Regions from separate parts of the Homo sapiens genome. Here region 2 is linked to region 1. Evidence: read pairs that join two places in POLR2A ChIA-PET (ENCODE). Cell type or tissue: MCF 10A. All regions are shown on one strand. Links, peaks and the distances in the headings refer to the core of each region. The heading gives the core; the rest is flanking DNA.

Evidence for each region. Peaks named below come from ENCODE experiments on the same cell type or tissue, not always from the same donor. Only the 100,000 strongest peaks of a DNase experiment are listed, where the experiment ranks them.
Region 2: POLR2A ChIA-PET joins it to region 1 with 5 read pairs; 1 of 35 experiments calls an interaction of 5 or more read pairs at or near these places.

Annotation. Positions count from the first base shown.
Region 1 is chr10:3,451,192-3,456,571 of GRCh38, reverse strand. All of the region lies in intron 3 of LINC02669 (long intergenic non-protein coding RNA 2669), which reads left to right. The region is part of intron 1 of LOC105376360 (a long non-coding RNA gene); the gene reads right to left. LOC124902538 (a long non-coding RNA gene) reads right to left here. Exons shown (of 2, transcript XR_007062362.1): 1 at 3,883-5,380. Among named protein-coding and RNA genes, the nearest start is that of LINC02669, 49 kb to the left of the region's middle. RefSeq lists enhancers at 1-472, 3,673-4,310. In MCF 10A, for the core only: a CTCF peak has its summit at 4,061 (motif pointing left); DNase peaks (open chromatin) are centred at 961, 3,401 and 4,141.
Region 2 is chr10:5,123,430-5,128,809 of GRCh38, reverse strand. It overlaps a transcript of AKR1C8 not described here. Among named protein-coding and RNA genes, the nearest start is that of AKR1C3, 32 kb to the right of the region's middle. In MCF 10A, for the core only: no CTCF peak of the experiment used is centred there; a DNase peak (open chromatin) is centred at 3,289.

The DNA.
Region 1 (5,380 bases), core at 285-5,284:
GTGTGTGAGAGTGTCAGTACCCCAGTGGGAATGCATGCGTATCTCAGTGTGTGACAGCGTGAGTACCCCAGCATGGATGCGTGCGTATCTCAGTGTGTGAGAGTGTCAGTACCCCAGTGGGAATGCATGCGTATCTCAGTGTGTGAGAGTGTGAGTACCCCAGCGGGAATGCGTGCATAACTCAGTGTGTGAGAGCGTGGGTACCCCAGCGGGAATGCGTGCGTATCTCAGTGTGTGAGAGCATGAGTACCCCAGCATGGATGCGTGCGTATCTCAGTGTGTGAGAGCGTGAGTACCCCAGTGTGTGATCCCAGTGTTTGAATGCATGTGTACCCCAGTGTGGATGCATGAGTATCCCAGTGTGTGAAAGCTGGAGACATAGTGAAGCTATGTGATTCACTCTCACAAATCAAGAACCAACAACGTGTAAGGCTGGTGGGTTCAGCCCAGTAATGCACAGCATGGTTAGTGACAAAAGAGAAGGAAGACTAAGTGCACAGCTGACCAGGCCATTCAAAACAAAAGTGTGTAGAACCATGTGTGCATGTGTATATGTTTACCTGTGTGTGCATGTGTGTGTGTGTGCATGCATGTGTGTGCCTGTGTGTGTGTGTGTGTGTGGATTCTGAACCTGCCGAAATGCTTAAAGCAGACAGGATATGATGCAAGTTTCTTCAACCAAAGCTGAAAATTACATTTCTCATCTAGAGTGGAAATGAGAAGATAATTTGAAAAACATGAGCATTTTGTTAAATTAATCCAGGTAGAAGGAGGTCATCAGCTGTAATTTAATAAAACTAATTGGAAATTAACTACCAATAAATAATTTGTACCCTGAGGCTTTGAAATTTACCATAAAGCAACGTGGTACTCAGCACAGCTGCTCTGCATAGCTTGAGCGGGCCCCACAGGCAGGAAAGGGTGAGGGGAAGGAAGAGCAGGAACTGCGGCCGGAAGGCTAAATCACGTCAGGGGAAAACCTTGAGTTTGCTGGTGCAGGAAATTTTGCCTATGGGAAAATGCATACTTTCTGTCTAGAGTCATGGAGTCTCCGTGTGAGGTTGGGGTGGTGAGGATCGGGCTCAAAGATAACACAAATGCATGTGTAGCCAATTGCCAAGGGGCACGGTGAACAGGGACTTGTCCTTTCCCTGTTAGGGCTTTCAAATCTCAGAGTAACTGGTGACCTGGGGAATGTGGGTGTGTGGAACCTTCCCCACCCCACCGGACCGCATTTCCCAGTAACAGGATGGATGCCATCCATTCGACTTTGCACCATCTCCAGGTCTCCAAAGACCCACGTATGACGGAAAGAAACATTTGCCAACATGAGGCCTGCCTTAGCCACCAGCAGCCACTTAGAAGACACCGTGAAATCAGGAAATGAGATTCTCAGGCTTCACAGGGTCTTTGTTAATGTTGCTTTCTTGGTTTCCTAAAATCCATTTTTTTAAATTAAAAAAAAGTCCAGCTCAGAAGTAAATGGCTTAATTTATCCTAAGACTATTTTGGAAACATACACCTTCAGACTTGCAGCTAGATCTAATTTATCCCTAGACAACGGCCTTTCTGAGGTCCCTGAATCATAAACTCCATTCTCAAACCAGTCATTGAAAAAGATACAGTATATACACTCTGCCCAAGAAATATGATTTTTTCCTGCAAGGAGACAGAAAAGAGGAAAGACACTTGAATTTGTTCAGCCTTTCCTTTGTTATTTTTATTTCAAATGAGTGGAGTGTTTTAAAAGCTTCATCTACAAAATTAGGGGGTAAAAATCACAGCTACAGAAAGCTAAAAGCATCCATCCAATGGCATCAAATATTTATGGGTGTAAACTTTGAATGAAAGATCTCAAGTCACTTTGAAATGTTTTAAGTGAATAATTAAATTTTAAAGCAACCACTGTGCCGGCGCGGTCGCTCACGCCTGTAATCTAGCACTTTGGGAGGCCGAGGCAGGCGGATTGCCTGAGCTCAGGAGTTTGAGACTAGCCTGGGCAACATGGCTAAACCCCATCTCTACTAAAAAAGTAGCTGGGCGTGGTAGCTCGCACCTGTAATCCCAGATACTCGGGAGGCTGAGGCACGAGAATCGCTTGAACCTGGGAGGCGGAGGTTGCAGTGAGCCAAGATAGTGCCACTGCACTCCAGCCTGGGCAACAGAGTGAGACTCTGTCTCAAAAAAGTAAAAATAAAATAAAATAAAACAACCGCTGGAAGGCCTGGTGCTGTGAGTGGCACCGTCGTTGCAAGGACCACACTTGGGCCTGTTTCTGCCGCTTGGTCATGAGACAGAACAGAATCCATTGGGGATGTTATGGAGAAGGACAACGTGGCTAAACTGAAGGAAGAATTTTCTCTTTTTTTCTTTTTCTTTCTTTCTTTTTTTTTTTTTTTTTTAGAGACGGAGTTTCTCTCCTATAGCCCAGGCTGGAGTGCAATGGCATGATCTCGGCTCACTGCAACCTCTGCCTCCCGGGTTCAAGAGATTCTTCCGCCTCAGCCTCCCAAGTAGCTGGGATTATGGGTGCCCGCCACCACGCCCTGCTAATTTTTGTATCTTTAATAAAGACAGGGTTTCACTATGTTGGTCAGGCTGATCTTGAACTCCTGACCTCATGACCTGCCCGCCTCGGCCTCCCAAAGTGCTGATATTACAGGCATGAGCCACCAAGCCCAGCTGAATTTTCTATTAACCCTGACTGAGCAGCAATAAATAGGCCACCAGTAATAGAGAACATCAGGTTAGCTGAATGGACAGCTGTCAGCAGCAGAAAGAAGGTTTTTAATTGAGGAGGAAGTTAAATTACATTCACTTAAAGGTTACATTCAGTTCTGATATTTTGATGCATGTTTTACAAAATATTGTATTCTACGGCAAGAGTTATTGCTCTCTACACTTTCCTTGGGAGGAATTACATCATGGTCCACTGTCCCCAAGAAAAACCCTTGAGGAGATACAGGCTTCAGAGTTCTTCTTTTCTTTTTCAATCTTCAAAATATGGTATATTCACCATATTTTTCCACAGGACCCTAAGCAGGGCTAGAGCAGTCATCTATTTGTAAAATACGTTAATACTTCTGTACTAATTGTATACATATTCAGAATAAAGGACTTAGAAAGCTTGTCATCAATATTGTATAAATCTGCTCACTTTTTGCTGCCATATGTATTTTGGTGTCAGTTCTACAAATATGACTTTGTTTTCAGACTTTTCCTGATTTTAGAATTTGCACATGAGAAATCATATCTTAGATTTTAGAATCAGCCATTACCAAGGTTTAACTCTGGCCCCATCTGCTAAAAGACATGTCCTTGAGCAAACGATTTCATCAGTTTCTCTTTAGCATGTTACGATGGGGGTTAGAAAAGGCTGAGCGGCATGTCCCTGTGTGATAGTACATTCCAAACCTATGACTGGAAATAAAAAGCGTTGTATTTTCACTGAGGTCAGAGAAAAACATCAGAGCTTACTAGAAGATGCGTGCCCTCCTTCCTAGAGTAAAAGCTCTTTGAAGTAGCATTTGTATGTTTTTGTGTTTGCAGCCAGTACTCTATACTCTAATTTTCTAAAATTAAATTGAATTACAGTGAGGAAAGAGAAATTCGGTGAAGAGATGAAAAGACTCCTGAGTCATTCTGAAGGCTTCTCTGGAAGGAAGCCCTAGAATTCACTTTTGCAGTGCTTTCAGAAGAGGATGAAATCAGCCCCTTCCAGCCTCAATCGTCCTGCCCCACAGAAGGCCTTGGGGATAATAGCCCTGAGGTCCCTTCTTTTCCTGTATTCTTAAGAATTCACAGTTCTTTTTGGAGAGGAAGATGGCAAATTAATAATAATAATGATAGTAATGTAACAATAATAATAAAACAAAGACCTACCTTAGAGTTGTCAATTAAACAGTACCAATATATAGCTCAGGTAGTTTGTGTTTGATAAGATGATTCACTTTGCACCAGGTTTGAGAATATCCTGTTGTACTTCTTTGCAAATTCTTTTCTGAAACAGGATGTTTTCATTGTCTTACAATTGCTGCTATAGAAAAGAAAGGCCCTGATTTGAAATAGGCTGGTAACCCCTACTGGGAGAAAGCAGTAGTCCCTGTGTCAAAGCCTTTCCTCAAAACGAAAGTCATGTTGCTTTTGGGATGAATTCCGGGGGCTGAAGGCCTGCTGTAGCTCCCTGTAAATCAGACTTCCTGGCTAGATTAAGCACTCAACAATGCTGAACAGACCGCAAATGTTATTGCAAGCAAAATCCTATTTTAATCTGCCCTCCTGACTCTTGGAATGTTAAATTCAACTGCAACTTGGAAAGTTCCATCCCTTTGATCTCCCATCGAAGTGGGCTTATTTTTGAAGTAAAAGCTGCTTACTTTGGGATTTGACGTCTTTAAAAGTACTTTTTTTAAGTCAAATACGTTAAGCATCCTCTCTGATTCATGAAAAGGCAGTTTTTCTTTCCCTTGGGATGCTGTATTTATATGAAGGCATGGGAGGCAGGGAAGAACAATGTGGAATGTGTGAGTTTGTAAGATGTTCACATTCCCAAAATAAATGGGATCTGCTGCTTTAAGGGTAGTAGGCAGTGTGGGTAGGTGCCCGGTGCAATTGACCTCCTTGCTAGAAAATCACAGATCATTAGCACTGGCAGTGACTCTGTTATGTTTACAACCCATTGCAAAACAGCAGTGAAAACAAAGCAGTGTGGGTGAAACACAGAATCTATCATCTATCACGCTTTGCCTAGTAAAGCTCTGTAAGTGCTGGCATCTTTGCTGAGAACCCAGACAAGCCCTCTTCTGTTTGGGCATAGGATAGTTCTGACCTAGAAATGACCACCTAGAAACAGGCAGAACCAGAACATGGTATTTAGAGGAAAGAGGAGGAGGGAGGAGGAATCGGCTTAGCAATGACCCACAAGTATTCAAAGGGTGTCCTACACAATGCTGTGTGGCACCCTTGGCCAGACTGCAGGTGCCTTCAAGCTGAAGGCTTTATCAAGATAGATGGACAGGTTCTTCAGGCCCAGTGGAGCTTTACAGGGAGGTGCAGGGAGGAAGAGAAGTTCTGAGATCCTGCTGCAACCTGCCCACCACTCTTCATTCCTGCCGATCATGGGTAGTTAGGGTATGTGACCATGCCCTCCATTCAACCTTGTAAGATTAAGCTCTTTCTCTACAATGTGACTCAACTCATAAGTGACCTTCTATGGAAATGAATTCACTTTGCAGCAGTGATTACTGTAATGACCTCTTGCTCCTCCATGGTGGCTTTCATCTGAGAAGCTTCAGCACCTTCTAAACAATAATTAGCCACACCACTATGTGGTCTTCGCAATTGAATAAATTAAGCACAATCAACCTTGAACTACCTGAAT
Region 2 (5,380 bases), core at 280-5,279, 1.7 Mb before region 1:
TTAAGTCTGCTAGTAATAGTTTTATAAATCTGGGAGCTCCAGTATTAGGTGCATATAAATTTAAGATTGTAATATATTCTTGCTGGATTGATTCTTTTATCATTATATAATTATTTTCTTTGTCTTTTTTTTTAACTGCTGTTGCTTTAAAGTCTGTTTTGTCTGATATAAGAGTAGCAACTCCTGAATACTTTTGGTTTCCATTTGCATGGAATCTCTTTTCCCACCTTTTTAACTTGAGCTTATCCAAATCTTTATGTGTTAGGTGAGTCTCTTGAAGATAGCAGGTATTTGGTTTGTGATTTATTATCCATTCTGCCATTCTGTGTCTTCTAAGTGGAGCATTTAGGCCATTTATGTTCAATGTTAATATTCAGATGTGAGGTACAGTTCTTTTCATCATTTCAATTGTTACCTAAATACTTTTGGTTGCTGTTGTTGTGTTATTGTTTTATAGGATTTGTGAGTTTTATGCTTTCAGGAGGTTCCATTGTGGTGTATAACAGTCTTTTGGTTGAAGATTTAGAACTCCTTATAGCATGCCTTGTAGAACTGGTTTGATAATGTCAAATTCCTTCATCATTTGTTTTTCTAAAAATGACTGTATTTCTCCTTCAATTATGAAATATAGTTTTGCTGGATACAAAATTTCTGGCTGACAGTTATTTTGTTTAAGAAGGCTAAAGATAGGACCTCAATCCCTCCTAGTTTGTGAGGTTTCTGCTGAGAAGTCTCCTGTTAGTCTGATAGATTCTTCTTTATGTTACCTGATGCTTTTTTCTCACCTCTCTTAGGATTATTTCCTTCATGTTGACTTTAGATAGACTCATGACTATGTGACTTGGTGGTAATATTTTTGCAATGAATTTCCAAGGAGTACTTTGAGCTTCTTCTATTTGGATATCTAAATCTCTAGCCAGGCCAGGGAAGTTTTTCTCAATTATTCTCTCAGGTAAGTTTTCCAAACTTTTAGACTTCTCTTCTCCCTCAGGAACACCAGTTATTCTTAGGTTTGGCTGTTTTACATAATCTCATATTTCTTGGATAATTTGTTCATTTCTTTTTTTTTTTTTTTTTTTTTTTTTTTGACAGAGTCTTGCTTTGTTGCCCAGGCTGCTGGAGTGCAGGTGCATGATCTTGGCTCACTGCTGCAACCTCCTCCTCCCAGGTTAAAGCGATTCTCCTGACTCAGGCTCCTGAGTAGCTGGGATTACAGGCACATGCCAGCATGCCAGGCTAATTTTTATATTTTTAGTAGAGACTGGGTTTCACCATGTTGGCCAGGCTGATCTTGAACTCCTGACCTCAAGTGATTCACCCAGCTTGGCCTCCCAAAGTGCTGGGATTACAGGTGTGAGCCACCCATCCAGCCTGATCCTTTTTTCTTATTGTCTGATTGGGTTAATTCAAAAGCCTTGTCTTTGAGCTCTGAAATTCTTTCCTTTACTTGTTCTAGTCTATTGTTGAAACTTTCCACTGCATTTTGTATTTCCCTAAATGTGCCTTTCATTTCCAGAAGTTCTGATTGGTTTTTCTTTGTGATATCTATCTCTCTGGAAAATTTTTCATTTATATCCTGAATTTTTTTAAAAAAAAATTTTAGGTTGTTTTTCACCTTTCTGTGATATCTTGTTGAGTAGCTTAATAATGAACCTTCTAAATTCATTATCTGGTATTTTAAATATTTTATCTTAGTTTGGATTTATTGCTGGGGAGCTAGTGTGATCTTTTTGGGGTGATTTGGGTGACCCCAGGGTTTTGGGATGACAAAATCTTGTTTGGTCATATTACCATAATTACTTTTCTGATGTCCTCTCATTTTGATAGACTACTTCTTCTACTTGTTCTTGAATTTATTTTTGATTTCCCTGTTTTTCTTTAATGTCTTTTTTCCCTTTTAAGGAACTGACTTTAATGTTTATAGTTTATAATAGCCTAATTGGGTTCTTAGTGCTATTAGGTGTGAAGAGTTATATGAGTTCCTTGGTTATAGAGAGTCTTTGTATCATGGCTTCCTCAGATGCTGGTTGTAGTAGCTATATACTCAGTGTGTGGGCAAGTTCACTGTCTCCTATGGGGTTGGAATGGCAGCAGTCTCTTGAAGCTTATCTTATTCTCCTGTTGTGTGCACTTTTTTATTTATTCAATTTTTTCCCAGTATTTTATTTATAGAGTTTATTTTATTTATTGAGTATCCCCTACCCAGGGATACCACCCCAGGCCAGTAGAGGTGGTATCTCTGGATAGGAACCATTTGTAGTTAAAGTAGGTAGATAAATGAAGTACCCAATGTGGTTGGGAGAGCTCTCAACTGGATTCCCTATCTTATCAACGTAAAGGGGGGAAGCTACCTCAGCTCCCATACCAGGTTGACAGGAAAGCTATGCACTTCCCAGCCTCACTCTTGTCCCAGTGTTCTGAATCTTGAGATCAGACAGGTACCTCTTTTCATCTGTAGAAATGTTGATGTTACAAGTAGGGAGAAATTGTGACTGCCTCTCATGCAAGCCTGAACCTGGGGAGTGCTCCTCCTGTGGGGATGCAGTCATTCTGAAGTGTTCCAGGAAAGCTGTGTATAGGTGTACCCATGCAGAGCTTCTTTAGGAGAAGCCCTAGCTATGTCTGCATTGATGGACAAGGGGGGAAAGAAGACCCCTTCTCCAAGACCCTTCATGAGCACCAAGGCCATTTGACTGTTGGTGGTAGAGGTTTAGACTTTCCCTACTGAATCTAGCACTGAAATTGTGTCTCTGCTGAAAGAAACTTCCCACCAGTGTAAAGATCTGGAACTCAAGTCCTGCTATCTGGATATTTTTGTGCTACGGGATGTTGTCTTGATGTGACGCTCCTTCCATTACACTAGGAGTAGAAGATCCTGAGAGCCAGACTACAGTGATAGATTGCTATTGCTCTTCTGGGTCTAGCCACCCAGTGGGGTTGCCCAACTCTGGGCTAGTGCTGGGGAATATTGGCAAGGGATCCTGTGATGTGACCTGTCTTCATGTCTCCCAGCAGTGGGTACCAGCACCAGCTCTCATGATGGTGTCAAGGAAGTGACATAGACTCTGTGAGATTCCTTGGTTACAGATAGCCATTTTGTGTTGGCTTTCTCAAATGCTGGATATAATAGTAGTGAACATGTCTCAGGGACAGGCTCAGGACTTCTTGTTAGTCAGGTAGTTGCAGGCAACAGGGACAGCTGAGATTACAAACAAGTTTTCTTCTTCCTGGGTGCAATGTTATTCTACCCAGGGATGCTGTAATGAACTGTGTTGGTTGGTTTCCAGCTCTTGCAAAAGAGCACCGGCTGTGAGATTTGAGCTTGCCTTATGTTGCCCTAGGGGAGGTATTCTGGTTTCTCAGGTGACAGGCAGGGTCACAGAGTTCCCAAAAGTTTATGTCCTTTGTGTTAAGCTACCAGGGTGGGTAGCTTTCAAAGCTAGCATAGGAATGAAGATATTCTCCCAGTAACAGTACAACTGTTATATCTAAGGAAGTACCAATAATGACCTCAGATTATTTAATACCCCATCTGTATTGAGATTTACCATTGTTTCCTTGAATGGTCTTTTATAACTCTTATTTTTAACCATAAACAGCAGATGAAAAAAATTAATGATACCATATAATATAAAAAGATATTAAGTACCAAAAGTATACCTAATAAAAGATGTGTACAACTTCTACAGAGAAAATTATACAACAATGAGAGATGTTAAATAAGTGGTAAATAAATATAAGATGTATCGTGAAAACAAAAAAAAATCCAATTGTGATTTTCATCTTACTGTATTTTGATAAGTTAACTTTTTTTTTTTACGTTTTCAAAAGGTACTTTTCTGTAAATTAGAAGTTATACTTGAATGCTTTATGTCATCGAGGTTAAACATTTTTGGAGATAAACTGTCTCTACCTTGCTGTATCCCTGAAATTACACCGCAGTAGGCAGCATGAAATGACAGATTGCCCCACAATTAGTCATGCTAATTTTGATCACTTGGTTAAGTTAATGGTGGCCAGATCTAATCTTCATAGAGATGTGTTTTCCCCTTTGCAATTACTAGTAATCTGCTGGATGATAATTATCAAGAGGTAAAGTTATATTCCACAACATATTTCCACATAATGATTGAGTATATAGCAATGATGTTTTAATTTTTTGTATTGTTTACAATTGTTACAATTGTATTGTTTAAAATTTAATGTTTTAATTTTTTGTATTGTGTTATTATTTTATTATTGTATTTGTTCCTTCCTTGGGGCTTTAAAGTAATTACTTTCAATTTTAACTACTAGTTTTATTATTCTGACTTTACATTTTATTATGAAAAAAAGAATCCCTCACCAAGTCAAGAAAAGAAATAGTTATTCCTCTCAGAAGTGCTAAAAGCTTAACTCTTTCCCTTTAATTATTCATATCCTAGAAAGAAATTACTGCAATAATCACCATCAGTGGAGGCAAATATTTTTGCTCTCTCTTTTAATCTCTCATGACTATGAACCCATGAATTGTTTTTGCTATAATTTATGATTGATTTTACTTATTATTGTTTTTGATGTTCAAATCTATACAAACATTACTAGTAATATTCCTATAAAACTACTTATTTTGCATTTTAAACCTGGCCTCATGAGTCTTTGAAGAAATTTTTACTTTCTGGCACAATTTGATGTCCAAAGCTCAGAATCCTACCCTATCCCAGAGCTGGAATTGGCTGTGTGCCCTTCTAGTGGTCAAAGGTAGTTAGATACTGGATCTGGTCCATGGAGTTGCTTGTGCTCAGAAATGACATTTCTATGTATACTTTTAGGAAACAGCAATATAAAATTTATTTTGATGGAAAAGATAATTAGTTGACAGTAATATTGTCAGTTCAAATTTGATGCTACACATATTTATTCACCTCCTTTTACTTTAATCTGTAATCTTTTTATATTAACATAACTGTTTCATATTATCTGATGTTTTTCTATCTTTGTCATCTGCAGGTGGAATGTCATCCTTACCTCAACCAGAGCAAACTGCTGGATTTCTGCAAGTCAAAAGACATTGTTCTGGTTGCCCACAGTGCTCTGGGAACCCAACGACATGAACTATGGTAATAAGAGCATCAGGAAGTTTACCTAAAATGCCATTTTGATGAAGTATTTTAATTATATGGTACTCTCTTTCCTGGAGTTTACTCTCAGTGAGTTAGGGTAAGGTGAGAATTTGCATTTCTGACGAGATCCCAGGTGATGCTGCTGCTGTTATTCAGGGGCCTCACTTGAGACGCTCTGGTGCAGAATGAACACCTTAGTCTGTTTAGGGAGCCGCCTAACAAACTGAATCCAGCCTCAGGGCTTCAGCATTTCTGGGTTTCCTTCCAGGGTGGACCAG